Regions from separate parts of the Mus musculus genome. Here region 2 is linked to region 1. The links are chromatin loops, found by intact Hi-C in ENCODE. Cell type or tissue: gastrocnemius. All regions are shown on one strand. Each heading gives the region's core, and the rest is flanking DNA. Links, peaks and the distances in the headings are about the cores only. Region 1 has its middle 20 kb from the start of Tmem29. Region 2 has its middle 5.7 kb from the start of Tro.

The links. A loop is a pair of places that touch in the nucleus more often than their neighbours do. Peaks named below come from ENCODE experiments on the same cell type or tissue, not always from the same donor. Only the 100,000 strongest peaks of a DNase experiment are listed, where the experiment ranks them.
Region 2: it touches region 1 in a loop (5-fold over the local background); 3 of 42 quality-filtered maps call a loop at or near these places.

What each region holds. Positions count from the first base shown.
Region 1 is chrX:150,475,236-150,483,579 of GRCm38, reverse strand. It overlaps a transcript of Tmem29 not described here and a transcript of Apex2 not described here. Among named protein-coding and RNA genes, the nearest start is that of Tmem29, 20 kb to the right of the region's middle. In gastrocnemius, for the core only: CTCF peaks have their summits at 5,004 (motif pointing left) and 5,549 (motif pointing right); DNase peaks (open chromatin) are centred at 4,757, 5,054, 5,327, 6,745 and 1 more place; H3K4me3 peaks cover 1,295 bases; H3K27ac peaks cover 1,277 bases.
Region 2 is chrX:150,658,974-150,667,317 of GRCm38, reverse strand. No RefSeq gene overlaps it. Among named protein-coding and RNA genes, the nearest start is that of Tro, 5.7 kb to the right of the region's middle. In gastrocnemius, for the core only: a CTCF peak has its summit at 4,325 (motif pointing right); a DNase peak (open chromatin) is centred at 4,312.

The DNA.
Region 1 (8,344 bases), core at 276-8,275:
TTACATCTGGTCCTGAATTTCCCCATTCCCCTACCCACTCCCTCTCCCTCCCAGTTCCTCACCTCCTCCTGCCTCTTATGACTTTTTTATTCCCCTTTCTAAGTGAGATTCAAGCATCCTCGGTTGTGCCTTCCTTCTTTAGCTTCTTGGGGTCTGTGGGCATCCTGTATCTTATGTCTAATATCCAATTACAAGTGAGTACATACCATTCATGTCCTCTTGGGAGTGGGTTACCTCACTCAGGGTGATTTTCACATGTTCCATCCATTTGCCTGCAAAGTTCATGATTTTTTTTTTTTTTTTTTGTTTTTGATAGCTGAATTGTATTCCATTGTGTAAATGAGCCACATTTTCTTTATCCTTTCTTTAGTTGAGGGGCATCTGGGTTGCTTCCAGTTTGTGGCTATTATGAATGAAGCTGCTATGAATATAGGTGGAGCATGTGTTCTTGTGGTATGGTAGAGCATCTTTGGGTATGTTCTCAGGAATGGTATAGCTGGGTCTTCAGGTAGAACTATTTCCAATTTTCTGAGCAACTGCCAGATTGATTTCCAGAGTGGTTGCACTCCCACCAGCAATGAAGAAGTGTTCCCCTTGCTCCACATCCTTGCCAGCATGTGCTATCTCTTGAGTTTTAGATCTTAGCCATTGTGATGGGTATAAAATAAAACCTCAGAGTTGTTTTGATTTGCATTTCCCTGAAACTATCTCCATTTTTAGATTAGGAAAACTTTCTTCTATGGTTTGTCGAAAATATTTTCTGGGCCTTTGTTCTGGGTTTCTTCTCTTTTCTCTACTATTATTCTTAGATTTGTTCTTTTCAAGATGTTCCAAATTTCCTGAATGCTCTGGGCCAGGAGTTTTTTTGGATTTAACATTTTCTTTGAGCAATGTATACATTTATTTTTTTTAAAATTGAATATCTTATTTTATTACATTTCACATGTTATCTCCTTTTTAGATTCCCCATCCCCAGAAACTTCCTATCCCATCCCTCCTCCTCCTGCTTCTTTGAGGGTGCTCCCCCACCTACCCACCCACTCCCATCTCACTACCCTCACATTTGTTTCTTTTAATGGTTCTTCAATGTCTGGGGTTTTCTCTTGTGTCTCCTGTATTTTGTTTATGATATTTGCCCGTGTACTTTCTATTTGAGTTCCTAAGGTTTTAGTTTCTAAATTTCCCTCAGTTTTCCTTTTTTTAAAAAAAATTTATTCTATTTCTGTTTCAGAACTTGGACATTTTTATTCATTTCATTCCAGTGTTTGTGTTTTCCTGGATTTCTTTAAGGGATTTATTCATTTCTTCCTTAAAGACTTATATCCATAAAGTCAGTTTTAACGTCTTTTTCTTGGGCTTTTGCTAGGTAAGTAGGGTTTCTGGGCTCTAGTGGAGACACATTGACCTGGCTCTTACTGTGTTTTTATGCTGTTGTCTGGCCATCCGGGATTGCAATTCTTGGTGCTGATATATGGTCTTGTCTTTGTTGACTGGTTGTTTTGCTTCTTGGTTTCTGTTTACTCTCTGACTCTTAGGAGAGTGTACTGTCTGTGTGTTGCCTGGTAGGGAAATCTGGGTCCTGATAGGTGTGGGCACTGAGGGTTCCAGGTAAAATGTGTTTCTGGGTATTGGTAACTGACACTTAGGAGTGGGGATGGGCTGCTGCCGCTATCAGGGAAATTAGGATGTTCCACCAGGTTCTGCATAGGTTGAGGAGAGGCCACAGCAGAGGGTCTGTTATAGAGTTGGGGATGAGACTGGGGGATTGGACTTGGAGGAGCAGAGGGAGAGATGAGGATCTGCTGTCAGCCTACCTGCTTCTCTGGCTCGAGAGGCCTGTGGGTTCCCAGGGTGTGCCTGATGGAGTTGGGGGCTGGAATTAAAATGGGGTTTTGGGGATGAGCAAGGAAAAATCTGCGTGATCTACTAGAGGCAGGGAAATGGGAGTTGGAGGAAGTCCAGCAGGTATTCTATTGCAGAGCTGTGGATGAGCCTGGTAGATTTGAGGTTAGGTTAGTCTACCCTCTTTCCCGACTGGAGTTAAGTTGCATTTTAAAATAGTGTCTTAGTTAGGGTTTTACTGGTGTGAAGATATACCATGACCAAGGCAACTCTTATAAAGGACATTTATTTGGGGCCAGCTTGCAGGTTCAGAGGCTTGGTCCACTATCATCAAGGTGGGAGCATGGCAGCATCCAGGCAGGTTTGGTGCAGGAGGAGCTGAGAGTTCTACATCTTAATCTGAAGACTGCTAGGAGGAGACTGATTTCCAGGAAGCTAGGGTGAGGGTATTAAAGCCCACACCCACAGTGACAAACCTACTCCAACAGGGCCACACCTTCTAATAGTGTCATTCCCTGGTCCAAGCATTTACCACATCACAAATAGCATGTTAACGTTATCAACTATATAGTTATACATATGCTTAAAAATAACTGAGCATACTTAGCAGAGATGAGACCATGATCAAGAAAATGAAGAGGCCTATCCATCACACTCCCTGCAATTTCTCTAAATGCAGGAAACTCAACTCCACTTTGTATGGTAGTAGGGGTTTGCATTTACACTCTCCCTCCAAAAGTGCAATGTTACAACATAGTGTTGAATATACTAAGAAGGCTGCTTTCCTTCTTTTGAATTTTGGGCCCAAAGGGTCCAAGAGAACCCCCAAACAATATACAATGTCACCATTTCTCTTGGTAGCTTTCTAGAATCTGAAGGTTCCTATTACTGAAGAAAATGCAAACTTCAGACACAGGACCTAGAGCAATTGAGCTGAAGGACCTGAAACTCTGCTCCTGGGGCTTCCATGGGAGAAAAGCAACCGACACTCCTCCCCAGATGTGAAGCCTAAACTACAACAATGGCCACTGTAGCATGATATTCCCAAAGGTGCAGTAGTGGCACATGTCTCAGAGATAACCAGTTGCCACCTAATTGGACTTACGGCTCATTCAATACAAGGGATTTCATGCCTGGAATTATATAGACTTAGCCAACTCCCCATGGCTGCTGAAGCCATGGTACCTAGGTAAGAACCCACTACTTCCACTGTCCTAAATAGGATGGTATTTAACGGCATTCTAAATATTCATCTGTATATGCACAGGGGAAAAATGTAGACCTCTTCATCAGAGAAGCTTCTCTTTACAGCAGGTAAAAACTTTTACAAAGATCTGTCATTAGTCAGAATGCATAGAAAAAAATGGCAGTGCTTTGCCCCACCCTGATTGATATATCTATAACAGGCCCTACAGGGAGGACTCAGGAACCATCTTGGAAGAAGGAGGCAGATAGATTGTAGGAGCCAGAGGAGCAGGTAGTAAGCTGTGAGACTGTGCCTTCTGAATATGACAGAGAAATCTCAACAGTATGGTCATCTAAAAAGACCTGAACAAGGACACCAATTGACATGCCACTGGATTGAGAGCTACCTCACAAGACCACAAATTGAGCTGAAGAGCTACAGGCAATTTAGCAACCGCCAAGAGAAGGTCAATAGGTCGTTCCCCATGAGCTCCAACCCCAAAGAGGTCATTCTTTTTTTTTTTTTTTTTTTTTGGCATTTTTTTTTATTACGTATTTTCCTCAATTACATTTCCAATGCTATCCCAAAAGTCCCCCATACCCTCCCCCCTACTCCCCTACCCACCCATTTCCACTTTTTGGCCCTGGCATTCCCCTGTACTGGGATATATAAAGTTTGCGTGTCCAATGGGCCTCTCTTTCCAGTGATGGCCGACTAGGCCATCTTTTGATACATATGCAGCTAGAGTCAAGAGCTCCGGGGTACTGGTTAGTTCATAATGTTGTTCCACCTATAGGGTTGCAGATCTCTTTAGCTCCTTGGATACTTTCTCTAGCTCCTCCATTGGGGGCCCTGTGATCCATCCAATAGCTGACTGTGAGCGTCCACTTATGTGTTTGCTAGGCCCCGGCCTAGTCTCACAAGAGACAGCTATATCAGGGTCCAAAGAGGTCATTTTTTTTTATATATATACTTTTTTATTAGGTATTTTCCTCAATTACATTTCCAATGCTATCCCAAAAGTCCCCCATATCCTCCCACCCACTCCTCTACCCACCCATTCCCACTTTTTGGCCCTGGCGCTCCCCTGTACTGGGGCATATAAAGTTTGAGTGTCCAATGGGCCTCTCTTTCCAGTGATGGCCTACTAGGCCATCTTTTGATACATATGCAGCTAGAGTCAAGAGCTCCGGGGTACTGGTTAGTTCATAATGTTGTTCCACCTACAGGGTTGCAGATCTCTTTAGCTCCTTGGATACTTTCTCTAGCTCCTCCATTGGGTGCCCAATGATCCATTCAATAGCTGACTGTGAGCATCCACTTATGTGTTTGCTAGGCCCTGGCCTAGTCTCACAAGAGACAGCTATATCAGGGTCCAAAGAGGTCATTCTTAAGAACATACACATTTGAGCAACACTAATGGAACTCTGAAGATTTTATTTATATATTTTTGTGTTTGTGTGTGTGTGTGTGTGTAACAGTAATAAAAGGGTCACTAAGAGGAAACAGATGAGAGTTGGAGGAAGAAGTGTAAATACAGAAATATACAAAATAGAAAAACTTTAAAAAAATTAAAGTTCTCTATATAATACACTGGTATCCCCCACCCTAAACTTTTTGCTGCTCCTTCATAACTAATTTTGCTACTGTGATTATTCCCCAATGTAAATGTCTCAGTATTCCAACTCAGGACAAATTGGGGGAGGAAGGGGGCGGGGTGAGGAAAAAACTTTAAAGTGGAAATAGATGTTGCTGGGATGCCAAGGAGAGCCCATAGGAAAAATTCCAAATTGAAAAGAAGTGTACTTTGTACAGAGGCAATGAGCAGAAAGTGGCTTAGTTTATTCTCAGTTCAGACTGACTCAAAGCGTAAAGCAGCAAGGGGGAAAAAAAAAAATCCAGTTTACAATTTTTTTTAAACACAAAAGGCGGGGGAGTAAGCGGATAAGGTTTTGGTGTACAACATTGCCACCTAGTGGCTTGAGAAACTGAAAATCGTTTGCAGCCCAAGAAAATTATTTCTGGGTTTACGAATCACCGAGTTCGGTCAGCGGGGACTGGATCGAGAGTACACTGGATCGAGATCGAAAGTGAGGCGACGATAGTGGCAAGGCAGTATGTCCCCTGAGCAAACACCTTGCTTATATGTAAAAAACTGGAGAGGACAGATGCATAAATGAAAGGCAGGAAAACGCCCACAGCCGCAATGCGGAACTATGTGTCATTAGTGTACCAGCCAATCCAAAGACGATCTAGCTGAGTCTCAACTTGTGTCCCGGACTTCCTGCTGCTATTGCTATGGCTCCGAGGGCGGGACTAAGGAAGGCCGCGTAGCCGAAAGCAGGCTCCCTTGGCGCCCTTAGGTCCTGTAACCCTCTGTTCTGAAGGTTCCCTGGGCTTTCTTAGCACCTATAAGTGCATTCTATAGTCCCTCTCTTTTTATCCGGTCTGGCTCCCCGATTCCTTGCTGTCGGCGGTGCTGACGCGCAGACGTGCACGTCATATCTAGCTTTCTCTGACCAGTAGATGGCAATAGTGTTCTTTGCTGCTGCTATGTTCTGGTTCTCCCCCGCCCTTTGTGCTTGAAAAAAATAGAAAGACTTTTACTTTTTTCCCCTCCTTTTGTAATGCATTCCGTTCCTCTGTCTTTGCTTGGGTAAGGGCTGCTTGCCTAAGACAATTGGGTTTTGTCCTTCTGAACTCTTTTCCTGCCTCAAAACCACCACCTGAACTTTTCAACTTTATTATTATTTTTTACCCTCTAAACTGAGTGGCCTAGGCACCTCACCTCCTCTGCTTTTGGCTCCTCTAAAAGGCTTTATTTCTTCAACTTGTCCTTTAATCTAGGGACAGTTATTTGATCTAGGACAAGTTATTTCAATATAGGCTTCATTTAACCTTTTGACATTTCTGGAAGTTTATTACAATTCTTACACACAGTCCCATTATTCCATGGTCAACATTAATTGTATTTTCGTTATAATTGTCTCACTTTTTTTATTTATACCAGTACATTTAAAATACATAAACATCAGTATTTGCACCATTGCTGTATCATATTTATGCAATCATTACACTGAATCCCATTTACATGTATAACTGCTATGTGTAACATTACATTTTCCCTTTTATATTTTATATTTCCTTGTCTTAGTAATCACTTTGAAAGAGTGAACCTTTTTCTTCTAATGTGGCAAAAATTTTTAATAACTGATAATTTTTCAAAAAATACAAATAAATCTTAACTCCCTATTTTAGTGGTAGGTACCATAAAGTATTGCTTTGCTTTCTCATTCATCTTATAAAATTTCTTTAACAGCATAGCAACAGAACAGTGCCTAACAGTTCTGTGGATCTTTCAGTCTCTGTCTCTCTGTCATTAAGAAACATCATTGGGGAGATGCCCCAGTTGGTAAAAATCTTTGTGCAAGTCTGAGGACCTGAGTTCAGATCCCCAGCACATACTCACTTATAAACTGGCCATTGTGGTGCATGCATCTGTGAGGATGTGACTGCTCTGAGGTACGACTGAAGGAACGGCTTTTATTGTATGTATGAAGAAGAGTACAGTGAGAGAAGAAAGTCATAGACTAGAGGTTTGGGAAACAAACCCTAGAGGGCCAAGAGAGTAGGGGCTATAAAGTGGGTGTGGCTGAAATGACTGGGCTATATAGGAATGAGGACCTGGGTTGAGGAAGCCCACCCAGGAGCTGGAGAAATTTAGGGTAGGAGGTGGGGTGAAAAGAGCCACAGGTTTTGAGTAACACAGAGGAAGTCTGGAGGCCAGCAGGGCTTTGGTATGCTACTTGGTACCACAGAGAGCCATTTGTGCATTTCTTTTGGACCTGACAGCATGGCTCTGTAACTCTAGTGCCCAGTGAGTGGAGACAAAAGATCTCCAGGTTTTAACAGCCAGTGAGTTCCAGGTTCGGTTAGAGACCCTGTCTCAAAAATACAGTGGCGAATCACCAGGAGTTGGCATTTACGCATACCAAACCAACACAACAAACGCCTAGAGGCATTATTCTCTAAACTGTTAAAGCTCATGCATAATCGTGTATGGTCTCTGGGGGAAAATGTAGACTAAATTTTTAGGTACTACTCTTATGATACAAGCAAGCATCTAAGAGTTGTGCTTCTATTGGGCTTGAGTGTGGAGAGCCATGAGCAATTGCCATCATGAGCCTCCGCTGTGCCTAACTGGTAAACAAGTAATGTGGGCAGGTGCAAGAGTAAATTTGTGCCAAGTCACTGCCCATCCCGGGGCGTGGCGACGAGGCCCTGGGAGAGCAGCCAATCAGGTGTGGACACGCCACACTAAAGTGTATATTAGCAGCGCCTTTTTGGTGCTTGGGGTCTCCTCTTCATGTTGAAACTGGTGTAATAAAGTTGCTGCAGAAGGATCCGGTTTCTCACGCGTGTGTTCTTGCTGGCGAGACAATAGCATGTGTGAGACTTGAGGGGATGCAGGAGATGTAGACAAAGTGTAATTTTCTTTTTAAGAATTTATTATATGTAAGTACATTGTAGCTGTCTTTAGACACCAGAAGAGGGCATCATATGTTACTATGGATGGTTGTGAGCCACCATGTGTTTGCTGGGATTTGAATTCAGGACCTGATGAAGAGCAGTTAGTGCTCTTACCCGCTGAGCCATCTCACCAGCTAAAAAAAATCTCAGTTAGCCCATGCTGGCCTCCAACCCACTTTGAGGTGAGAGAGTGGCCTTGAACCTTGGCTCCTCCTGTCACCATGTCTGATATAAATTTGAATTTATAACAAATTGATATTTTTTCAGAGATGAGTTATTTATATGATTCTCAAGTCTGTGGTAACCTAATTCATTATTATAGATAATAAAAAGCTCAGGATTTTATATATATTTATAGTTTATTTCCTTTTTAAAAGATTTATATATTTATTTGTATGAGTACACTGTCACTGTCTTCAGACACACCAGAAGAGGGCATCAGATCCTATTACAGATGGTTGTGAGCCACCATGTTGTTGCTGGGATTTGTACTCAGGACCTCTGGAGGTGCAGTCAGTGCTCTTAACTGATGAACAGTCTCTCCAGCCCTGTAGTTTATTTCCTACTATACTGATTCTTTTTGTTGAGGGCGAGCTGAGGCGTGACTAAAGGCTTTGTTCTAGTTTTCACAGCTAAGCTGTTTTCCAGTATAAATATTTTGTTCTTGTAAGATGTGTAAAGGTCCCAGAAACAAAACCTCTCCTGCATTAAAGATTTTTCCGAGGCTTATTGACTGGTGAGAACTGTAGTCCTTGAGAGCTGGATTGTTATAGGTACAGAGTCAAA
Region 2 (8,344 bases), core at 38-8,037, 180 kb before region 1:
CCCTGAATATTTTAATATAGCTGAAGCACAAGAAAAAGACTTTAAAAAAACTTTATGACTAAGATAATGAATGAATATGAATAGAGGTTATTAAAGAGGAAATGAATAAATCCCTTAAATCCAGGAAAACACAAACAGAGAATTGTAAGAAATGAATACCTCCCTTAAACAAACCCAGGAAAATTCAAACAACTAGAGGAAGTAAATAAGCCCCTTAAAGAAAGACAAGGACACAAACAGAGTGTAAGGAAATAAATAAAACTGTTCCAGACACGAAAATGGAAATAGAACCAATAAAAAAAAAACGCTAACTGAGGGAAATCTGGAAATGAAAACTTTAGGAATTGGAACAGGAAGTACAGAGATAAGCTTCTCCAACAGAATACAATACATGGAAGAGACAATCTCAGGCATTGAATACACATGAGAAACAATGACTGCACCAGTCACAGAAAATGTTCAATCTAAAAAAAATCCTGATACAAATATACAGGAAATCTGGGACATTATAAAAAGACCAAACCTAAGAATAATAGATACAGAGGAAGGAGAAGAAACCCAGGTCAAAGGCCCAGAAAATGTTTTCAATCAAATCATAGAAGAAAAATTTCCCCACTTAAAGACAGAGGTGCCTATCAAGCTATAAGAAGCATATCGAACATCAAATACAGTGGAACAGAAATGAAAGTTCCCTTGCTACATAATAATCCAAACACTAAAAGTACAGAACAAAGAAAGAATATTGAAAGCCCCAAGGGAAAAAGACCAAGTAACATACAATGTCAGTTCTATTAGAATTATACCTGATGTTTCATTGGAAACTCTAAAAGCCAGAAGTGTATGGACAGATGTGTTGCAAACTCTAAGAGACCACAGTTACCATCCCAGACTACTATACTTACTTAGCAAAACTTCCAATCACCATAGATGGACAATATAAGACATTCCATGATAAAGCCAAATTTAAACAATCTATCTACAAATCTAGCCCCATAGAAGATGCTAGAGGGACAACTCCAAATCAAGGAAGTTAGATACATCCTTGTAAACACAGAATAATAATCCCGCACTAGCAAGGGAAGTACACACACACACACACACACACACACACACAGAGAGAGAGAGAGAGAGAGAGAGAGAGAGAGAGAGAGAGACAGACACACACACACACACAGAGAGAGAGAGAGAGAGAGAGAGAGAGAGAGACAGAGAGAGAGAGACAGAGAGAGGCAGAGAGAGAGAGAGAGTAAACAACCAACAACAAAATAAATCAACAATCTTTGGTCATTGATATCTCTCAGTATTAATGGTCTCAATTCCCCAGCAAGGAGATACAGACTAACAGAATGGATGGAAAAACAGGACGGATCCTTCTGATGAATAGAAGAAACACACCTTCAACATCAAGAATACACATTAGCTCAGGGTAAAGGGTTGAGAAAAAATATTCCAAGCAAATGGACCTAAGTAGCAAGCTGGTATAGCCATTTCAATGTATGACAAAATAGACTTCAAACCAAAACTAATCAGAAGAGATAGGTAAGCATATTACATATTCATCAAAAGAAAAATCCATCAAGAGGACACAGCAATTCTTAACATCTATGCATCAAACATAAGGGCACCCACTTTTGTAAAAGAAAATAATACAGCTTAAATCACATATCGACTTCAATATTCCACTCTCACCAATGGACATACCATCCAAACAAAACTAAACTGAGAAATATTACAGCTAACAGACATTATAAACAAATGGACTTAACAGATATTTACATAGTATTTCACCAAAACACAAAAGAATATACCTTCTTTGTGCCATATCATGGAACTTTCCCAAATTTGACCACATAATCATACACAAAGAAGTCTCAACAGATACAAGAAAACAAAATAACTCTCTGCAACCTGTCTGACAATCATGGATTAAAGCTAGAATTCAACAACACAAACATCAGAAAGCTTACAATGTTAAGGGAACTGAACACCTCTCTATTAGATTAAAAAAGGGTCAACAAGGGAAAAAAAAGAAATGAAAGACTTTCTAGAATTAAATGAAAATTAAGGTATAACATACCCAAACTTATGGGTCACAATGCAAGTAGTGCTAACAGGAAAGTTCATAGCACTGAGTACCTTCATAAAAAAACTTGAAGAGATTCTATACTATCTATTTAACAACACACCTAGAAGCTCTAGAGCAAAAAGAAGCAAACATACCAAAGAGGAGTAGATGGTAGGAAATAATCAAACTCAGGACTGAAATCAACCAATTGGAAACAAAGAGAATAGTACAAAGAATCTACAAAACAAAGAGCTAGTTCTTTTAGAAAATCAACAAGATGGATAAACTCTTAGCCAAACTAACTAAAAGGCAGAGAGAATATCCAATTTAATAAAATCAGAAAATAGAAGGGGGCATAGCAACTGACACAGCAGGAATCCATAGAGTCATAAGGACATATTTTAAAAATCTGTATTCCACCAAATTGGAAAATCTAAATGATGTGGATAATTTTCTTGGTATATACCACTTACCAAAGTTAAATCAAGATCAGATAAACTATTTACATGGACCTATCACCCCTAGTGAAATAGAAGCAGCCATTAAAAGTACCCTGCCCTTGCCAAAAGAAGCCCAGGGCCAGACTGTTTATTGCAGAATTTTACCAGACTTTCAGATAAAAGTTAACATCAATATTCATCAAATTATTTCACAAATAGAAACATAAGAGATATTGGTCGATTCATTTTATGAGTGCACAATTATCAATACTTAATCTGTACAAAGCCTCAACAAAGAAAGAGAATTTGAGACCAATTTCCCTCATGAACAGTGAAGCAAAAACATTCAATAAAATAATTACAAACTGAACTCAAGAACACATCCACAAGATCATCCACTACAAAATATAAATAGAAGAAACATTTCCAAATTTATTTTTGTGGCCACAGTCACCCTGATACCCAAAATCACACAAAGACTCAACAAAAATCAACAACAAAAAAAGAGAATTTCAGACAAATTTCCCTCTTGAAAATTGATGCAAAATTTTTTTCAATGCTTCACAAATTGAATCCAAGAACAACAAAAAGATCAGTTACCATAATCAAATAGACCTCATCCCAGGGATGCAGGGATGGGTCAACATATGAAAATCTGTCAATGTGATCCACCATATAAACAAACTGAAAGAAAAACCACATGATCATCTCATTAGATGCTGACTAAACCTTTGACAAAATTCAACACCCATTCATGATAAAAGTCCTGGAGAGATTAGGGATACAAGGAACATACCTAAACATTAAAGGCAATTTACAGCAAATCTATAGCCAACATCAAATTAAATGGTGAGGAACTCAAAGCAATTCCACTAAAACCAGGGATAAGACAAGGCTGCCCACTCTATCCATAAGTATTTAGCAGAGTACCTCAAGTTCTATCTTGAACAATAAGACAGCTGCTAAAGGAGATCAAGGGAAAGGAAGAAGTCAAAGTATTGTATTTTGCAGAAGATATGATAAAATATGTAAGCAACCCCAAAATTTCTACAGGAACTTCTCCAGCTGAAAACACCTTCAGCAAAGTGGCTAGATACAAAATTAACTAAAAAAAATAAAAATCAGTAGCCCTCCTGTGTACAAATGACAAATGGCCTGAGAAATCAGTGATACAACACTTTCCACAAATGCTGCAGATAATATAAAGTACTCTGGGGTAACTAATCAAGGAAGTGAAAGACCTGCATGATAAAATCTCCAAATCACTGAAGAAGGAAATTAAAGAATATAGCAGAAGATGAAAAGATCTCCCATGCTCATGTGTCAGTATGATTAGCATAGTAAAAATGGTTATCATACCAAAAGCAATCTACAGATTTAGTGTAGTCCCCATTAAAAATTTCAACACAATTCTTTGCAGGCCTTTAAAAAAGCAATGCTCAACTTCATATGGAAAGCCAAAAAATCCAGGATATCTAAAAGAATCCTGTACAATAAAAGAACTACTGGAGGTATGACCATACCTGAAGGCCCGTATATGAATCCATACTTATATGGACACTTGAGGTTTTTAAAAAAGAAACCAGAAATATATACTGGAAAAAAACGCAGCATCTCCAACACATGGTGCTGGTCAAACTGCATGTCTGCATGAAGAAGAATGCAAATATACCCATATTTATCACCCTGTAAAAAACTCAAGTTCTAGTGGATCAAAAACCTCAACATAGGGCAGGAGAGATGGCTCAGCAGTTAAGAACACTGACTGCTCTTCCATAGGCCCTGAGTTCAATTCCCAGCAACCACATGGTGGCGCACAACCATCTTTAACAGAATTAAATGCCCTTTTCTAGTATGTCTGAAGATGGGCAACAGTGTACTCACATACATAAAAATAAACGAACACCCTCAACATGAAACTAGATACATTGATTCTAATATAAGAGAAACTAGAGAACAGCATTGAACGCATTGGCACATGATATGACTTCTTGAACAGAACACCAATGGCTCAGGCTCTAAGATCAACAACTGATAAATGGGACCTCATGAAACTGAAAAGCTTCTGTAAGGCAAAACACATGGTCAATCAGATAAAGAGGCAGCCTAAGGAATGGGAAAAATATTTTTACCAACTCCATTTCCAATAGTGGACTAATATCCAAAATAGGCAAAGAATTCAAGAATCTTTATATTAAAAAAAATAACCAAGTGACCCAATTAAAAATGGAGAACAGATCTAAACAGAATATTCTCAATAGAGGAATCTCAAAAGGCTGAGAAATACTTAAATAAATGTTCAAAATCCTTAGCCATCAGGGAAATACAAATCAAAACTTCTTTGAGATTCCATCTTACTCCTGTCAGAATGGCTAAGATCAAAAACACAAGGGACAGCTCATGCTGGTGAAGATGTGGAGCAAGGGGAACACTCCTCCATTGCAAGTGGGAGGGCAAACTAAAACAGCCACTATGGAAACCAATTAGGTGATTTTTCAGAGAGTTGGACATTGATCTACTTCAAGACGCAGCTATATCACTCTTTGGCATATACCCAAGGAATGCTCCATCCTACCACAAGGACATTTGTTCAATAATGTTTACTGCAGCATTATTCATAATAGCCAGAAACTGGAAACAACCTAGATATTCCCACAACATAAGAATGAATAAAGAAAATGTGGCACTGGAGGATATGCGATCACACTGCAGACCATGGGATTGTGTTGTTTGCTGGAAAGAAATATTTCTAGATGTGGTATGGCTCACCCCCTAGCACCCACCTTTAATCCCTCTGGCAGGAATATAGACATCCCTTAGTACACACCTTTAATCTCCCAAAAATGAAGCTAAAGGAAGCACCCTCTACACATGTTTAAAAGTGATGTCTAATTGAGCGGCAGACAAAGTGATGAGTAGGAGAAAGATTTGATAGAATAGGATAGGCCTAACTCTCATAAGAAGAGAGAGGAAGTCATAGACAGACAGAAAGACAGAGACACATAAACAAAGAGAGAAAAAAGACAGAGACAGAGAGAGATACATACAGAGAAAGGGACACTCAGAGAGACAGAGAGACGGAAGGACAAAGAGAAAGCAGTTTTCCCAGAGAGAGTTGTACAGAGGCAGGTTGGAGAGAGAGAGAGAGAGAGAGAGAGAGAGAGAGAGAGAGAGAGAGAGAGAGAGAGAGAGAGAGAGAGAGAGAGAGAGAGAGAGAGAGAGAGAGAGAGAGAGAGAGAGACACAGACAGAGAGAGAGAGAGAGAGAGAGAGAGAGAGAGAGAGAGAGAGAGAGAGAGAGAGAGAGAGAGAGAGAGAGAGAGAGAGAGAGAGAGAGAGAGAGAGAGAGAGAGAGAAGCTAGACCCAGGTGAAGACAAAATGAGCCAGAGAATGAGAATGAGCCAGAAGATTAGAACTGATTGCTAGAGTTAGTTTGAGGTCAAGTAGACAAATGCAGTTAGAATTGAAAGAAGCCAGTTTGTTGAAGCAGTTAGTATGGAAAGGAGTTTGGGGCCAGAACAACTGAGTTGATCCAGCCAGCCAGAGATCAGAAAGAACTAGGAAGGGGTGAGCTTATTCAGTAGCAAGTCTCAGAGGCAGAGGCTGAAAACATTCTAGGCATTGATTAGATTGTATGGAGGCTAGACATTTCCAGGACTAGGACTAAGTTAACAGATGGAGGCAGTAAGCCTTGGAGATGACAAGCCAGGCAAACAAAAATACTTTTACAAGGTACATTTACACATTGGATTATTACTCAGCTGTTAAAAAATGAAGTCATGAAATCTGCAGGCAAATGGATGGAACTAGAAAAAAAATCACTGAGCAAGATAACCCAGATCCAGAAAGATAAATATGGTATATATTCACTTATAAGTGGATATTAGCTGTTAAGTAAATGATAACCAAACTACAATCCATAGATCCAGAGATGTTGAGTAAAGAGGAGATTATGTAGAGATCTCCCTGGGAAGGGGAAAATAGAATAGATTTTATGGGTGTATTGGGGATATATGGGAACAGGACTGAGGGGATCAGGTAGAGGGAAGATGGAATGAAGGAAGCGAGTATGAGGAGAGCAATTTGGAAGTGAGGGAGCACTTGGGGATGTCTGTGGAAACCTAGTGCAGTGGAAACTTCCTTGAATAAATGAAGATGACTCTAGTGAACACTCTTAGTAATGGGGGATATGGAGCCTGAACTGGTCATCACTTGTAGCCAGACAAGTCTTCCAGTAGCAGGACTAAGCAGAATTTAATTGAGGTGTTAGTCAAGGGAATCTCATGGAAATCCCCAAACAATCCAGGTTGTTGCCAAGACAAGGGGCTGCTCTCTGAATACTGACCATGGGGTCTCATTGCTGAGGACAACACCCTCACAGCTCATTAAACATGGAGAAGATGAGCTGAAGCCTACAAGGAGCTCTCACCCCCATGTTCTAGTGTCTTGGGTGTAGGAAGGTACTGTGCAGGCTACTGAAAGAAAACATGGACACCGATGCAGGAATAACACCTTTTACCAACAATCTGTCCTGCCTGCAAAATATGCAAGGGCAGTAGTGGCACAGAACATGTGGGATGAACCAGCCAATGTCTGATTTGATCCAAGGCCCACTCATGAGCCGTATCTGACATTTGGAACCTGTATCCGACAATTCTTGGGTGATCAAGAACCAGAAGCTAGCTAGCTCAGAGACCTAAGGTAAAACCGAACACTACTGGTCTTAAAAAAAAAAAAGCAGTAAAATGATTCCTAATGATATACTTATAGATCAGTGCCTTATCCAGTCTTCATCAGAGAAGCTTCCTCCTGCAGCAGATGGAAACAGATGAAGAGACCCCCAGCCAGACATTACATGGAGAGAATCAAGTTGGATGTTTCCATCTAATCCCTCCCCTTGGGGTTTAGGGAACCCTATAAAAGAGGAGGCAGGAAGAATGTGAGAGCTAGAGGGGACAGAGGATACCAGGAGAACAAGGCTCTCTGAATCAAATGAGCAGAGATCATATGAACTCACAGAAACAAGCAGCAAGCACAGGGCCCACATGGGGTTGCACCAGGACATTTGCATTTATATGATAGCTTTCAGCTTAGTATTTTTATGGGACTCTTAACTTTGAGGGCGAGTGGGTCTCTGATTCTTATGCCTCCAATTGGGAGTCTTTTTCTCCTGTTGGGTTGCTGTAGCCAACTTCAATATGATGGGTTTTGTTTCATCTTGTTATATTTTGTTTTGTTGTGTTTGGTTATTGTCTCTTAGAAGCCTGGTTTTTGTTTTGTTTTGTTTTTTTGTTTTTTAATGAGAGACAGAAAGGCATTGGATCTGGAGGGGAAGGAAGGTCAGGAAGAACATAGTAAAGGGAGGAGGAGAAACTATAATTAGGATATATTTTATGAGAAAAAGTTCATTTTCAATAAGAGAACAAAAAAGGAAAAAATAAAGAAATACACTACCTACAGGACAGTATATTTATAGGGTTTCCTTTGATTTTACTTTTAGTTTTCATTCAATCAATCATCCAAATATATTAAGGTAAACTGCTCCTTTTCACCCTTCACAACATTGCTTAGGTGCTGTCAATATTCTGTTCTTTTGCCATTCTTCATCATAAAATGTATAGTTGCAGGATAATTATATAATAAAGTTAGAGCTACTTGTCACAGATTTCATTACATCAAAGATTATTTGTATGCTGTGGTTAATTATTTTTGTATATATTAAGGTTCCCATTTAGTGACATACAGTTCTATGGGTTCTGACGAATATTCTCCTTAGGTTTGTTAAGACTTGTTTTGTGGTCTTACTCAGGATGTGTGCTGGAGAGTACTGCATGTAGAT